Regions from separate parts of the Mus musculus genome. Here region 1 is linked to region 2. A link is a loop called in an ENCODE intact Hi-C map of the cell type or tissue named here. Cell type or tissue: left cerebral cortex. All regions are shown on one strand.

Region 1 (8,000 bases), 120 kb before region 2:
ACATGTGTCATCCCACCTTAGGTGCTGGGGAGCCATCCTCACATAAAGAGTAGAAAACATGGTGTTTTATGGTGCACTGAATTTTTTCACTGGTTGAAATATGCTTTTATGCATGCATATGAAACCTGTAACTGAACTATGGTCACCTGGTTACTAATTTCCAACAAATGTATTCAGAAATCTTCTAATACTTAAAATTGTTGTGATGATGGTTATGTGAAATAAAGAAAAAAATCCTACCTGTATTTCTTTAAAGAATAAATTTTATAAATTATCATTGAAAACAAAAGAATGAAATATGAGTCCTGAGGGGAGGTTCTCTGAGCTTTAAGGGTGTGAAAGGGCTGGGCAGCAGAAGAAAGTCCCAGCTCCTGGATGTGAAGTTTGTGTGTGTGTTGTTGAGACATGGGGATGAGAATACAACATGATAGAGGGACCAAACACTGGCTCTACTAGAGCCTTGGGAGAGGGGATCAGAGCTCCTCTCTGTCACCCCCAGGACTGCTGAGGGGGACTTGGCCAGCTGCAGCCCCTCCTTGCCACTTCTCTGGCTTTGACCTTGCACAGAGAGGAGAAATAAAAGTTGCTTTAGTGTGATTTCATCTGCTCCTCCTTTTGGGCCAAGGAAGAAATAGCTGAGAGGGAGTTTAAGGTCAGTAGGGCAACCTAGGAGAGCACTTTGTCAAAACAAAAAGTAAGCAGAAGGCTGTGCATATGGATGCACACTTACACATTCACAAACACAAAGACACACATTACACACCTGCTCAGGAATGACTCAGTGGTAGGTCATTGTCTGAGTATACATCAGGTTCTGAGTTCAAATATATGTATGTGTGTATATATTTATATATATATATGTATATATGTATATATATGTTTGTATATATATACATATATATACATATAATATGGGTATGTAGGTTTATGTGTGTATACATATATATTTGCACATATATATACATACGGATACATATACTTGTGTGAATATATGTATAAGAGTATGTGTATATAGACATATACGTTTGTGTGTGTGTCCCATTTGTTGAAATTAGACAAATATGTTGATGGGTATAAGAGTGTTCAGATACTTTTTGTCTTGCATATATTTGATTTGAACAAGGAGCATTGCATTTGGACTTGAACTTGAGCAATTTAAGTTGCTACAAGAAGAACATAAAAGAAGAAATAAATATAGGACTGTCATAGCACATCCACCCACATGTTTCCCAGGGGCATAACTGAGGCTGCTGGGACTTACGTAGACTGCCTAGGGATGCTGGCAGGAAAAGCAGAAAGAATAGGACACCTGTCTCACACACTTCTCTCTGCACTTAGGTCAGTCACTTTACTCAATTTACACTTTTACTCAATCCCTGTCCCGAGCCAGCTGAGGAAGGACCAGGGATGCAGTTGCTAAGGTTTATCCTCTTCCTAAAATTACAAACTCATTTTTCTGCATCTGAGTGTCAGGTCCTACTTACTGGCCATTCTCCATCATTAGATTGATAAGTAACCCACTATCATTGTGTTAAAGCTCTGGGGTTCATGGGGATGAGCAGATAAGATATGTTTTAACAGCAGTGGAGCACCCTAGGGACAAGGGATGTCAGTTTCAGGAATAAGCAGCAGGCATCCACAATGTGCTGTGCAGAAAGGGAAATCTGAAGAAGCTGGCTTTCTGCATTTTCTAATGGCTCAGGATGTGTGTGTCACTAAATGTAACTTTCATGCCATCCTGGAGCAGAGAGGAGGCAGGAGGGGAATCTGGGGCTCGAGAGTGTATTAAACAGCAGATAAGAGGTTGTTTTGAACCTAGATGCCCCTCAACAGAGGAATGGATACAGAAAATGTGGTACATCTACACAATGGAGTACTACTCAGCTATTAAAAAGAATGAATTTATGAAATTCCTAGCCAAATGGATGGACCTGGAGGGCATCATCCTGAGTGAGGTAACACATTCACAAAGAAACTCACACAATATGTATTCACTGATAAGTGGATATTAGCCCCAAACCTAGGATACCCAAGATATAAGATATAATTTGCTAAACACATGAAACTCAAGAAGAATGAAGACTGAAGTGTGGACACTATGCCCCTCCTTAGATTTGGGAACAAAACACCCATGGAAGGAGTTACAGAGACGGAGTTTGGAGCTGAGATGAAAGGATGGACCATGTAGAGACTGCCATATCCAGGGATCCACCCCATAATCAGCATCCAAACGCTGACACCATTGCATACACTAGCAAGATTTTATTGAAAGGACGCAGATGTAGCTGTCTCTTGTGAGACTATGCCGGGGCCCAGCAAACACAGAAGTGGATGCTCACAGTCAGCTAATGGATGGATCATAGGGCTCCCAATGGAGGAGCTAGAGAAAGTAGCCAAGGAGCTAAAGGGATCTGCAACCCTATAGGTGGAACAACATTATGAGCTAACCAGTACCCCGGAGCTCTTGACTCTAGCTGCATATATATCAAAAGATGGCCTAGTCGGCCATCACTGGAAAGAGAGGCCCATTGGACTTGCAAACTTTATATGCCCCAGTACAGGGGAACACCAGGGCCAAAAAGGGGGAGTGGGTGGGCAGGGGAGTGGGGGTGGGTGGATATGGGGGACTTTTGGTATAGCATTGGAAATGTAAATGAGTTAAATACCTAATAAAAAATGGAAAAAAAAAAAGAGGTTGTTTTGACCCTCAACCTGAACACTAACCCTGTTCCAAAAGTGCTCTGTTCCCCAGCTGTCATTGAAATGGCAAAGCAGGGCTGCTGTCCTCTGCATATTTGTGCTGCAGACTCTGAGCCATGTGCAGCCTCCACTCAACCTCTGTACAAACAGAATCCAGCTTCCCATTGCCTCCCTGTGGACAAACCTTTATGTCAGGGCCATGCAGGCCTGTGGAGTCTGTTTAGCTCCTTGGAAGGTTCATATAAAGCTCAAACTCCTGTACACACACACACACACACACACACACACACACACACACACACACACACACTGTTCCAAAACTACCCATGTTCTCCAGCAGCACACCAAAGAGAGTGAAAGGAGGCAAGAGTGATGCAGTTTCACCCCCTGCTACAAACCAGGAGCATGTACCCACTGTCTCTGAAGCCCCTCCCACTTTCCTTCCTTTGTACTTCTCAGCAGAGAGGATTCTCCTCAGGGCAGCCTGCTGGAGCTCCTGCATTCCTCTGGTCTCTTCTCTCAAGTTAAATACATTTCCAATAACCTCTCATAGCTCTGATCATCCTTCTGCCACCTCCAATGCTAGAACAGATACAGGGCAGCTGTCTGTCAAGATGCTGCCAGGAAGATGCAGGCTAACATTCCTCCTGCCCTGAGTGCTGATGTTCCATTTAAGGAGGGGATCAGTGGGGATCTGGGAAGCTTTTCACTAGTCTTCAGTACACAGGGCAGGTTCAGCTCACATTAGAGATTTGGGGACCATGAAGTATGCATTGTCCACAACCAGTACCCTTAACAACAAGTCACAGTGAAACAAGAGAACTAAAGACTGGATATGAATCTAGACTTCAGATCGTCATTCATCAGCCTGACAATACATGAGGAACCACACCATTACAATCTCCATGTGTTTGTCACCACCTCTGAGACCCAAGACTCAAGGCCAGCAGCTGTGGCCCATTGTCTATCCTCTGCATACAAGTCAAATCTGGATGCAGAGCAGCAGTGAATGCATGAATGCATGAATGTGTGAATGAATTCATAAACATGTGTATGAGGAGCTTATGAATGTTAATGTAGTGAGAATGAAGCCTATGTCTTATGAGCAAGCCAGGACATTCACTGAGGCAGATGGTCATGCACAGATGGGAACAGACCAGTCCTTTTGATGGAGGAGGCCCTGATGACAAGAGGCTGACCAGCAAGCTCAGCTTCTAGGAAGGCTGAACTTCTCTTGGCTCTTCCTATACAGATATGAACTGAAGTCTAGTAAGTGTCAAACTGCCCAAGGTCACATGAAAAAATGGCAACACGAACTTATTGGCATGATGAAAAGTTCTAGCAATATGTAACCCCAACACAGTGGAACCACTACTGCAGGGGAATTTGTTTATGATAGTGGGAGACGGAAATGGGTCAAGGAAGTGCCTGTGATCTGAGGCAAGGGCATGGATTCCTAGAGTTAGATCCTCAAAGTTGGGTGCATGAACCAGCTGAGACATCTGTAACCACTCAATGCCAATCATAGGACACAAGATGTGCATGAAGCAGGAGAGTACCTACCTGTGGACTTATCTTCTCCCTTGGAAAGCTTGACCAACACAACATAGAATTCCAGAAGCATGTAGGAAAACAACCAGGGAGACAGCAGGAGAAGAAGTGAGGCAGCTCCACATGAGCTGAGAATTCAAGGGAACGAGCAACTGAGCTGTGCAAATGGACACAGAACCTGGGCTCTCAGCAGCTGACAACAAGAGTCAAGGTTGTGAGACAGAATATACTTGGGGAGTTAGAGCAATGGGAATGAGGGGACAGATGGTTCCAGAAGGTTAACAAGAAGCAGATCATACAATGCAGAGTGTAGAATGCCTCCTGCACAAAATAGGACCACAACATGTCTCTGTGAGAGTGGAGGAATCACATGGATCTTTCTAAAATTGTACAGACTCAGTGAGTGGAGCCGAAGACAAGTTCAGACTTTAATAAAACAGACCCCATGCTGCAATGTAGACTTGCTTGGAATGATTCAGAAGGAAGGTTACAGATGCCACCAGAGCCCATGGAGGAGCCTTGCCCTATATAGAAAAGATGAATGTAGAGGGAGCCAAAAGCTCAAGATTCTCATCAGCATGGAGTGGATGTTAGGGTTTTGCCAGGTAAACCTGGTAAACATGGCATGGGGCACAGTGGATGGGGCCAAACAATGGAGGCCAAAGAAAGCCTGAGCATGGGTGTCAGTCCAATTGCTGGCACCTTGGCAGAATTTATCAAGATCAGTGAGCATCTGATACCCAAATATGGCATTTCCTGCCTGTTGAGAATGTCAAGTTTATATTTTGGTAGACGAGACATATTGTGGTCCAAAAGAAGGTGGTGAGTGTTAATGGCAGTTCTAGTTCTGAGGTGGGAAAGAGACTTAAGGGGACAAGGAAGTAGAGTGGAAGAGTCCAGTGGGGAGTGGGGAGAGCCCAGCACTGAACAAGAGAGAGAGACAGAGCAAGCAGAAGAAAGACAACCTTGAAAAGCTGGCAGAGGGAACTTCAGAGAAAGGAGGACACAGCAGACTTGGAAAAAAAAAGTCTGGAGGAATCCCAGGAGGAGGAGGAGGACTTCATTAACTCAGGAACTGAGACACAGGGAGGGATGCTGTAGGTGTTTAGGGACAGAGTTTCAGTCTGAGGGTGTCCCCATGAAGAGAGAAACCTCAGAAAGATGCACAGGATCCCTGGGCACAAGCATCCCTTTACTCCGCATGGAGTGTGCAGGAGTGCAATGGGGAGCTGCCTGAAGCATTCGATGGAACTTTGTGCAATAGGATCTAAGACTGCAGAAAGACAGACAGAAAGTGTGTGTGTGTGTGTGTGTGTGTGTGTGTGTGTGTGTGATCGACAGACAGACAGAAAGAGAGAGAGAGAGAGAGAGAGAGAGAGAGAAGTTCCAGTGATCCAATGAGGCAGACAGACACTGATGAGGCAGGTACACAATGTCAGTTAAACAACTAGGGATGGAGAGATGAGCGGACAGAGTAGGGGGATGCCTCACTTATGGTTTCTACTGCTGTCATGAGACACCATGACCAGTGAGCAAGTTGGGGAGGAAAGGGTTTCTGTGGCTTACACAACGGCCATCATTGAAGGAAATCATGACAGGAACCCAAACTGGGCAGAAACCTGGAGGCAGAAGCTGATGCTAAAGCCATGGATGTGTGCTACTTACTGGCTTGCTCTACATGGCATGTTCAGCCTGCTAACTCACAAAAGCCCAGGACCACCAACTCCAGGATGGTACCACCCAAAATGGACAGAGATTTGTCCATTTTTGTCCATTAATATAATTAGGAAAATACTCTACACTCTTGTCTACAACCAGATCTTATGAAGGCATTTGTCAGTTAAGATTCCTTCCTCTCAACTTGGCTATAGTTTGTATTGAGTTGGCAGAAATCTAGTCAGCACATGGCACCTCAGTTGATAGGGCCCTGTGAAAGGAACCCAGTGTTCTCTCCTGGTTTCAGAAACAAATGTAAGCCAGGAAGCAGTGATGTCATCCAACTAGGCAACTTCATGGTTAAATAGAAAGTTTTATTGTGGATTCAAGTCACTAAGGATCTTTTCATCTCCCCCTCTGCTCTGTCTCTCTATCTCTTTCTCCTCTTTCTTCCCCTGTTGTGGCCTCGTGTGTGTGTGTGTGTGTGTGTGTGTGTGTGTGTGTGTGTGTGTGTGTGTGTGTATACAGTGGGCAAGAGAAGAAGTAAAATGTCAGAGAGGAAAAATGATTTCATATGACATCATGGTAGGCTGCATTGTGCTGGTTCAGGCTGTTTGCACTGAGGGAGAACTAGGTATGCCCACTTGAATTAGCAGATTTTGTGAGAGTGTTAGGGTACCTCCTGGAAAACAGGATTGCACTATACATGATGTTCTTTTCAGATATGCAGAGACACACCATTAGGCTTTGTTTATCCAGCCTTCTTGTTAGGACCTGCACTTCCATTTCAGGGAAAGTGGCTTTGCACCTAACACCTGCCTGATGAGTGTCTCTCATTCCACTGTTGACACACCATCAACAGCTTTCATCCTAAAAGCAATACGATCCTTCATTCTGGAGCCATTTTCTGTGACAGTGATTAGAGAACACAGATTTATGATACCCAAATTCCATGTTCCAAAATAGAAGCAGTTTCACAAAAACTTTTTAGCTTTACAAAAGAAAGAAAGTTACAAATCAAAGCAAGTTTAAAAGGCATGATTGGATACCTTGGAGAAGCAGTGGCATCAACATAGGGGAAGCTTCTTTCTAGGCTCAAGATGTTCTATGCTGTCCTGCTTAGCTCTTGGGTTGCAGCTAGGTGCCTGCTAAGTTAATAGACTATGTTGTCACAGGGACACACAGGGAGGCAATACATGTGTGTTCCATAGAGACAGAACTTAGCACATAACAAGGCAATTGGCCTCTGAATGGACCTGCAATGTACAATCTCTCTATAGAACTGAAATTCTCACCAGCCAGTCAGTCTCTGCAGACACAGACTCCTTTCAGATTTCCTGCATTTCCTGACATAGGCAGCTTCCCTTCAGAAATCTGTGGAGAGCAGGTCTCTTCTTAGAATGTGCCCATTCCTGGCAGAAAGGATGGTAATACAGATGCAGTCAAAGACCTGTCAACATCGAGACAAGTGATTATTAATCTGTGGTTTTCCATAAAAAAATCAAGGATCATGGACATAGAGTTGCATTCTTTTTGAAGTGACTTGGCAAGCCCAGGACAAAGGACAGATGTACCTGTTCTTGGTAACAAGTGGGTCAGGGCTGATGCTGTGTTCTTGCCTTGACTGCTCACCTGGTCCATACCGACCTTTGAACTATTACAGAAACAGAAATGAGGACATCAGTGTTGTTTAGAAGAGTCTTAGGGGTTTTGCCACCAGGAGCTGGTTCTGCAACACAGAGCGTGTAAGTCCTTGTCACCATAAATCATCCTATCTTTCCGTTCCCAATCTGAGTAGAGAGCATGGCTTGTATAGGCCATCATTTCCTAAGAGGAAGGAGGAGTCCCTAGATATAAATGGGCAGCAGTGTGTGTGTGTTAAAAACATTTCAGGAAGGCAGAAACCTGGCACATCAGGATTCACCTAACACATACTAGCAGTTGGCTTTGATTCTGCAGGTAAGGCCCACAAAACCTTCTCTGTGTTGAGAGAGGAAAGAGCCATGCCAGGACTGTGTGCTACTGGCTATCAACTTGGTTTGGGGGCAGTAAGAACTTGTTCTTAGGCCACTGGGTTTGAATCAGAGACATTT
Region 2 (8,000 bases):
GATTGACAGGAGATGAGCTCTGAGAATCAGCTCTGTCCTGTGGAGCCATCTCATCCTCTCAACACTCATCATTCACCATATAGGGAATAAGACTTGAAGACCTACTATGTGCCAGGCTCTGACTTAAATATCTACCCAAGAAGATATCTAAGACTAAAGCACAAAATTTCAAGAAAAATTGAAGAAAAGCCTTATAGGCTTTCTTGTAATTGAGGAAGAGAGAAAAGGGAGATTAGCATAATAAGTATTTAATAAGTTACAGTGAGAAGTGGTGAGGGGCAGGGGGTGTCAGAAGATAAGGACAGCTGGAGTCTGATGCACTGTGCTATGTTAAATGGAATGTCTCTAGGTGATGTCTGAGGGTTGGATGACAGGGAAGGGCTGCATTTGTGGATCTAGGAGAAAAGCATTCTCAGTCAAGGAGCAGCGAGGACCAAGTCAGGTTGCCTGTCTACTGTTCACATTCTCAGGCACTGAGGATAATTAATGCATTAGGGAGAGCAAAGTCATGTTGTGTAGGCATGGCTGGGAAGAGGACTTCCCTGTAGTTAGAGGACTCTCTGTGTAGAGAAGCCCCAGCGTCACAGTGGACTGAAGGAGCCACGGAGTCCAGGGACTCTTCCTTTCTCTTTCATTCTCAGGATGATAGATGAGCTCCACCTGCCCAAGTTCTCCATCTCCACCGACTACAGCCTGGAGGATGTCCTTTCAAAGCTGGGCATCAGGGAAGTCTTCTCCACACAGGCTGACCTGTCTGCAATCACAGGAACCAAGGATCTGAGAGTCTCTCAGGTAAGACAAAGAAGCACTTGGTGGTTCAGCTTGTGCCCTGAACGTGGATGGTGAGGGCCACGAGGGCATGTGGGATTGGCACACGTGTGAGAAGACCTATATTTCTCAGTTTTTCTCACGCTGGGGGAGCTTAAAACCCCCAGATACTCCTGCAGAGAGCAGTACTACTTTACTCCCTGGATATAACCACACCCAGGAACCCATGATGAGGAAGTGCCTATGCTTGGTGTTAGATCACATGGGTACCGATCTGTGCTGCACCGCAGGTGCCCCCCCCCTCCAATCCACTGCAGTCACAAAGCACACCCAGCCTCAACTTCTTCCCTCCAGGACTTCTTGACCAGCACTCAGATTATTAACAGTAAAAGTAATAACAAGGGATCTATGGCAGTTCTGAGGAGAACCCTAAGAATAGGAAAGAAGATGCCTTAGACCCCCAGAGTGCATTCCTAGGTGCATAGCCTGGCCGTGACCAATGTTCTCTCCAGCGCCCACTCAAAGCTCTGGGCTCAGATCTGTGCAACCAGGACATGGCATTCTGGGAAGGTGAAACCATGGTTTGCACACTGCTGTTGCATATCCCAAGGAGGTTGGAGCAGGAGGGATGGGGAGACCTGCACTGGCTGTCAGCACTCTGGCTGTTCCCTCTGACAAAGTTGGGGGGCTGCCTGTGAGGAAACTCCTGCCACTGCCTGCTCCTGTCCTCCTGTTGTAGTGATTTGAGGACAACACAGATTCAGACACTAAGCAGAACAAGGGCATGCCTCATCTCACACCCTGAGCAGAGACTTGGAAATGCAGGGTTAGAGCCCAGGGAAGGAACAAGGAAATTCCTCCCAGCAGATGAGGCCAGCACTTACTGCCTGCTCCAGACCACTCTCCTACCCTCCCTGGTCTCCACTGAGTGATGTGTTTCTCTCCCCACAGGTGGTCCACAAGGCTGTGCTGGACGTGGCTGAGACAGGCACAGAAGCAGCTGCTGCCACTGGAGTCAAATTTGTCCCAATGTCTGCGAAACTGTACCCTCTGACTGTATATTTCAATCGGCCTTTCCTGATAATGATCTTTGACACAGAAACTGAAATTGCCCCCTTTATAGCCAAGATAGCCAACCCCAAATGAGACTAGAACTCCCCAAGTGTTGACGCTTCTTCCCGGGAGCCAGGCATTGAGCCTGTCTGTGGGTCTCCATGTGCATTTTGGCTTCCATGCTCTGCTTGGCCTTGGCATGCCTGGATTAGATAGTGACTAACTGTGTTATAACCTCATGCACAGACATCCCTGTGGGAAGTCAGTGCCATGCTCCCAGACTTCTTGGTAGCACTAGCCCATGTTCCTGAGCCTGAAATTTGTCTTGTCCCCTACCCCTGCTCTCTCCCTGTATCTGCCTCCACCCAAAAGCCTGGGCCCCATCAAGTAAGCTCAGTCCCAGTTTAGACTCTGGTTATGTCTCCCTTCAGCCTTGCTGTCTTGATGGGACTGTGCAACCTTACAGGCCAACCCATATGGACCAAGAGGAAAGCTTGCTGCCCCGTGTCTATCTGCAGCATCTAGGACTACTTGGTGCCCAGTCTGCCTCACTCTTTCACTTCTCCAGGCTTTGCCTCCAGCACTGCCCCCCTGCAGGATCTCCTCACTTTGTCCACATCTGGCACAGAGTTAGAGCCCTCACTTCTGCAGCTGCATGGGGCCTGTGGGTCAGAGCAGCTCCTTTCCCCTGGCACTCCTACTTAGAACAAAGTAGCCTTTCTTTTAGTTCCCAGCTGACCAACCTCACACAAAAGAGGAACACCACCAACCAGAATAAAGAGGTAGGAGCAAAAGATCAATAAACATATAACTGCATTGAATGTAGCAGTGTTCTCTTGTTGGCAAGGGGTAGCCTCTAATGACAACAGGCACATAGAGATTGTCACTCACACTCTGTGACTCCTGGGATGGCCCTCTGGCCTCTGTGCTATTATGAGTCCCTTTATGGATGAGGAAACTGAGGCACAGAGAAGCTTAGCCATTTCCCCCGACACACAGCTAAGTTATTATGGTATTCCAAGTTTGCTGACGCCTCAGACACAGCCAACCTTCACCAAGCTGAGAAGTCTGTTGTTCCTAAGGCTTGACAGTGGTGGTGAACAGGTGGGTGATAAAACAAGACTCTGGATGCTTTCAAGACGGCACAAGGGGCCTGGGACCAGGATGTGAGCTCTGTTCTAAGGTCTAAGTATTTCTGCTCAGATGGAAGGTATCCTGGGACAGAGGCCAAGGTGCTTTCGTGTGGGCTGCTGGGTGGTGTCCAAGGAGAATCCTGGGAGCCTGGAAACAGCCAGAGGCCTGCAGGCAGAGGGAAAGCTGTCCAGGTTGGGATACATTTGAGTCTCAAGGGACCTAAGAACACACACTGACAGGTGGACCTGTGGTCAGCAGAGAATCACACTCATACACACACACACACACACACACACACACACACACACACACACACACATGATCCCTTCCCTGGCCAGCACTGAGATGCTACACCATTAAGACCTTGGATTGAGATAAGAATGGGGGCCTCTATTGAAAGCAGCCCAGTATCCCAACCATTACAATGTGCCTAAGTGTCAGTTGAGACCTTAAACTGACCACCACATGCACTCCATGGGTACTGACATGATCCAGCTATATCCCTCCATCCTTTCTGCTCTCAGACCAGGTGTCTAAGGAGCCTGGTGCTGAATGCATCTAATGCTGCCTGTGAGATGAGCTGGGTCTGGAACCTGTGGCCAAAGTCTGAATCTACCTCTCATGCGAGTCTAAAACCTAGATATTAGGGTGTACTTCTCCTCATTCCCTAGGGGCAGAGTGGTCCCCTGTCTCTTGGCCAGTAAATTGCCTTGGTGATGAACCCTCTACAGCACTGTCCTTCTAGGTGATGTGTGGTTGTCACAGCCTAGGAGAGCTAGAATTCCAAGCCTTCCTATGCAGCAGTAGGAATTGGAGAATGGTGCATCGTCCTTGGAGAGGTTGATGCAGCAATCTCACTCTAGGCAGGTACTCAGAGGAACAGGAAGCAAGGACATGGCAGGCACTGCAGCCAGCGTCCACCATGCTTCTCATAGCTGGCAAAGGGCTTGTGAATCAAGGGTCCCCCAACAGATGCATGAATGAGCAGAGTTTGCTCAGGCCACACACTATTACTACATTAGACAAATGAGGGCGGTGCCATTTCCTACACTCTGTGTGTGAGCCTGCCAATATGCTCACAGGGAAAGAAGCCAGACACAGTAGGGCCTGTGTGATGTGAGTCACAGACATGTGATATCCAGAACAGGAGGATTCGTGAGTATAAAGGATGTTCTAACGGTTGTCAGGAGCTAAGGGGAGGAGGGAGGGGATGACTCATCAATGGGCATGCAATCTGTTGAGCAGTGACTAACATAGCTTAAAACTAGACACTGGAAAACCTTCCTAGGCAGGAATGAAATGTGAGACCTGAGGGAGGTTCTCTGAGCTTTAAGGATGTGAAAGGGCTGGGCAGCAGAGGAAAGGCCCAGCTGCAGGGGAACTTTTGTCAAAGATGGAGTCGCAGACACCAGGCTCTGCCCAGAGTCTGTGGGGGTGGGGAGTAGAGCTCCTCTCTGTCACCTCCAGGCCTGCTGAGGAGGACTTGGCCAGCTGCAATCCCTCCTTGCCACTTCCCTGGCTTTGTCCTTTCACAGCGAGGAGAAATAGAAGCACATTTTAGTATCCTTTGGAACATTCCACCTTCTGGGGCCAAGGAGGAAAAATCTGACAGGGAGTTTAAGGTCAGTAGGGCAACCTAGTGAGGCGCTGCAGCAAAACAAAAATGTAAGAAGAGGGTTGTGCACACGTGTACACACATACACATTCACAAACACACAGACACACATTACACACCTGCTCAGGAATGACTCAGTGCTAGGGCATTTTCTATGTACCAGGTTCTGAGTTCAAATTCCAGTGTTCTCCCCAAAAGAAAAACCCATCTATGAAGACTGTGGATGTAATTAGTGACAGTTTTACTGTGGTCCAGGGTCACCATTTTGGCTTTTCTGTCACTGACAAGCAGCTTGAGGGATTTTATTGTTTGAGGAAAGGGCTGTGTATAGACACCTAACCCACCCAGCTCCCTTCATCTGACAGCTGTGCCACACTGAGAGCTCCCAGAACTATATGGGGGAGAAGAGGAAAAAAATTCTTGTTTGTTTGTTTGTTTGTTTGTTTGTTTGTTTGGATTTTGGGAACCTTTTGTTGTTGTTGGTGGTGGTGGTGGTTGTTGTTGTTGTTGTTGTTGTTGTTGTTGTTGTTGTTGTTTGAGACATGGTTTCTCTGCATAACTCTGGCTGTCCTGGAACTCACTCTGTAAACCAGGCTGGCTTCAAAGAGATGCCTCTGCCTCTGCCTCTGCCTCTGCCTCTGCCTCTGCCTCTGCCTCTGCCTCTGCCTCTGCCTCTGCCTCTGCCTCTGCCTCTGCCTCTGCCTCTGCCTCTGCCTCTGCCTCTGCCTCTGCCTCTGCCTCTGCCTCTGCCTCTGCCTCTGCCTCTGCCTCTGCCTCTGCCTCTGCCTCTGCCTCTGCCTCTGCCTCTGCCTCTGCCTCTGCCACGAGACTTGGGATTAAAGGCATATACCATCATTGATCAGCTTTGAGAAATTCTTAAAAAACAAGAATATGTAGCATTCTCTTCAACACCTTCCAGAGGGGTAAAGAGGTAGAAAGACATCGTTTTATATGAGAGGCAACAACTGTGCATATGTACATATCATGCAATGTACATGTGTACATATTATATGTCATATGCACATATCACATCATATGAGGCAAATAAAATGATAGCAAGATGGTGGGGAAAGACACATGGCTCTCAGATTTTTCTCTGCACTTAGTCAGCCAGGGCACTTTTGCTCCATCCCTGCCCCAAGTCAGCTGAGGAAGGACCAGGGATGCGGTTGCTAAGGTTTATCCTTTTCCTCAAAGTACATAGTCACTTTTCTGCATCTGAGTGTCAAGTCCTACTGACTGGTCCTTTTCCATCATTAGGTTGATATGTAACCTTTATTATAGTGTTAAAAGCACCAGAGATGGCACGGGTGAGCAGATGGGACATATTTTTAACAGTCACAGAGTTGCACAGAGACAAGAGCCGGGACTCAGGCAGCTCTGTCCCAGGTTGACCACAGAATTTCTGATGTCATGGACTTTTGTCCCAATGGTGGCTCTCCCAGGCCTGCTCTGCCCTGCCACAAACGTCTCTGTGAGCACCATAGAGTTTGCCTTCAGCCACTATAGGAAGTTGGTTCTTCCTACCCCAGGAAAAAACATTTTCTTCTTTCTGACCAGCATTTCCCTGGCTTTGACCACATGTTCCCTGAAGACCCAAGCAGCCAGAAGAGCCCAGCTCCACGTTGTCCTGGGCTCCAACCTCTCCGTGGTCCAGGCTGGATATATGATCTGCTGGTCCAGCTGCCAGTACAGAACTCCCCATTATTTTTAATGCTGGTTCATTAGCCTATGGGACCCACTCAAGAGACACTTGTCACCACATACATCCAGGAGCAGACCCAGGAGAGCTTGGGGTCCTCAGCCAGGAAACCCCAGCAGTTCTGGTGAATCACATTTTCTCTGTCTGCACCCCAAGTCTCACTGCCTGCCATAAACGGAGGTTCCTGTGCGGACAGACAACAAGAGGGCATTCGGTAAACGCAGTGTTTGTGCGCTCGAAACTCCTGCTTGAATGCTTCTGGTGCCAGGGAACTCGTTACCTACCCTTTTTAAATGCCACTTGTTGAGTTTGGTTGCAAAGAAAGAATTTCCTACCTTTAGTGTGCGCTGCTGGGGGTTTGAAAGGCAGGCCCTAACCTGTCCTGGGTGACTCTGATTCAAGGTCTGGGGAAGTTTCAGACCCAACCCTTTGCACTGGAAGATCTCCAGTCCCTCACAGGAGTGAACGTTCCGGGGGCGGGGCGGGGAGGGGGGGAGCTATGATCTTAGCTTTGAGTAGTCCTGTAGGCAACCCCAGGATTCCTGGGGTTACAGAGCGTGAACTCCGTGCTTCAGAAGGTCTGGGAGAAGGGTCTTGAATAGAGACCTGGGGTAGGGCACTGCGGGGGGGGGGGGGGCGGGGCGGGGGAAGCTTTCTTTCTATGAAGCAAGCTGTTTTCAAGCGTGCCTGGCTGGGAATGAACAGCTAGCCTTGCTCACCCCCTAGTGGCCATTTGGGAGAAGGCAGGGGCGGGTGTGAGTTTTCTCTGGTTTTCTCCCTTCCGGCTGGAAAGTCATATTATTTGTGCAGCAGTGGTGGGTCTCAGTCATTCATGTTCTGGCTGTCTTCAACCCTGCCCCCCTAATAAGGCAGTACACCACACAGCAGGGTAGGCAGAGACTGGTGTTCCCAACTCACAGAGGAAAAATTAGATCTTGTAGGTTTTGAGACAGGGCCGTGAGATGCAACCGAGGCTGCTCCCAAACTCTCCATCTGCCTGAGTCTGCCCTCCAGAGCTGTGTGATAGATGCAAGCCCCCATGCCCAGAGAGAAAACAAGCGTGTGTGTGTGTACATGCACCTGTCACCGCACATATGTGGAAATCAGAGGACAGCTTTTGAGCGCCAATTCTCACCACCCACCCTGTTACATAGGGTCTCTTGTTACTGCCTCCCCACCCAGAATTCCAGGCATGCTCCCAGTGGCAGCACAGGCCACAAAGAGCATCAGTCCTAGGCAGGGCTCTTTAGTGCTCTGCCTGCTCCTGGTCCCTGGAGGACTGGTGGTCCTCTCGGGCTCACTTTTTTCAGGGACTGTCAGTCATTCAGATGTCCATAGGTCAGAACACTGAGCATAGACACAGCTTTGCTCCTCTCTGCCACCTACTGGCACACGTGGGACATAGCAGCCACACCTGCATCACTTCTAGGAGCCACATTTTCTTAAGCATCTATTCCTTAAGTTTCTTTACAGCTTTCTGCCAGTTACAAAAGTCCAATTCTCCAAGCTAGCATTCTCATTTTGCCCTCTTTGTAGCATCCTGACCCCTCCTCTGCCTGGCCCTGACCCCTATTTCCCTTGAAATGCTGCACTGACTCCATAGGTATCCTGCAAGCCCAGGATCTTTTACCTTCCCAGCCTTGGCTCAGGCTGTTTCAAACAGCCCGTAATGTCCTCCCCTTTCTTTAAATATGCAAATTCATCACACCCTTCAAGGTCCTGTGCTAA

What was found. A loop is a pair of places that touch in the nucleus more often than their neighbours do. Peaks named below come from ENCODE experiments on the same cell type or tissue, not always from the same donor. Only the 100,000 strongest peaks of a DNase experiment are listed, where the experiment ranks them.
Region 1: it touches region 2 in a loop (11-fold over the local background); 2 of 42 quality-filtered maps call a loop at or near these places.

What each region holds. Positions count from the first base shown.
Region 1 is chr12:104,292,919-104,300,918 of GRCm38, forward strand. It overlaps a transcript of Serpina3j not described here. Among named protein-coding and RNA genes, the nearest start is that of Serpina3j, 18 kb to the right of the region's middle. In left cerebral cortex, no CTCF peak of the experiment used is centred here; DNase peaks (open chromatin) are centred at 1,253, 3,828, 4,614 and 5,205; H3K27ac peaks cover 222 bases.
Region 2 is chr12:104,411,693-104,419,692 of GRCm38, forward strand. It overlaps Serpina3n (serine (or cysteine) peptidase inhibitor, clade A, member 3N), which reads left to right. Exons shown (of 5, transcript NM_009252.2): 4 at 642-792; 5 at 1,720-2,637. The coding sequence ends at 1,914. Gm24334 (a small nucleolar RNA gene) reads right to left here and starts at 7,708; the gene lies at 7,581-7,708. In left cerebral cortex, CTCF peaks have their summits at 7,017 (motif pointing left) and 7,671 (motif pointing left); DNase peaks (open chromatin) are centred at 3,024, 4,111 and 7,008; H3K27ac peaks cover 450 bases.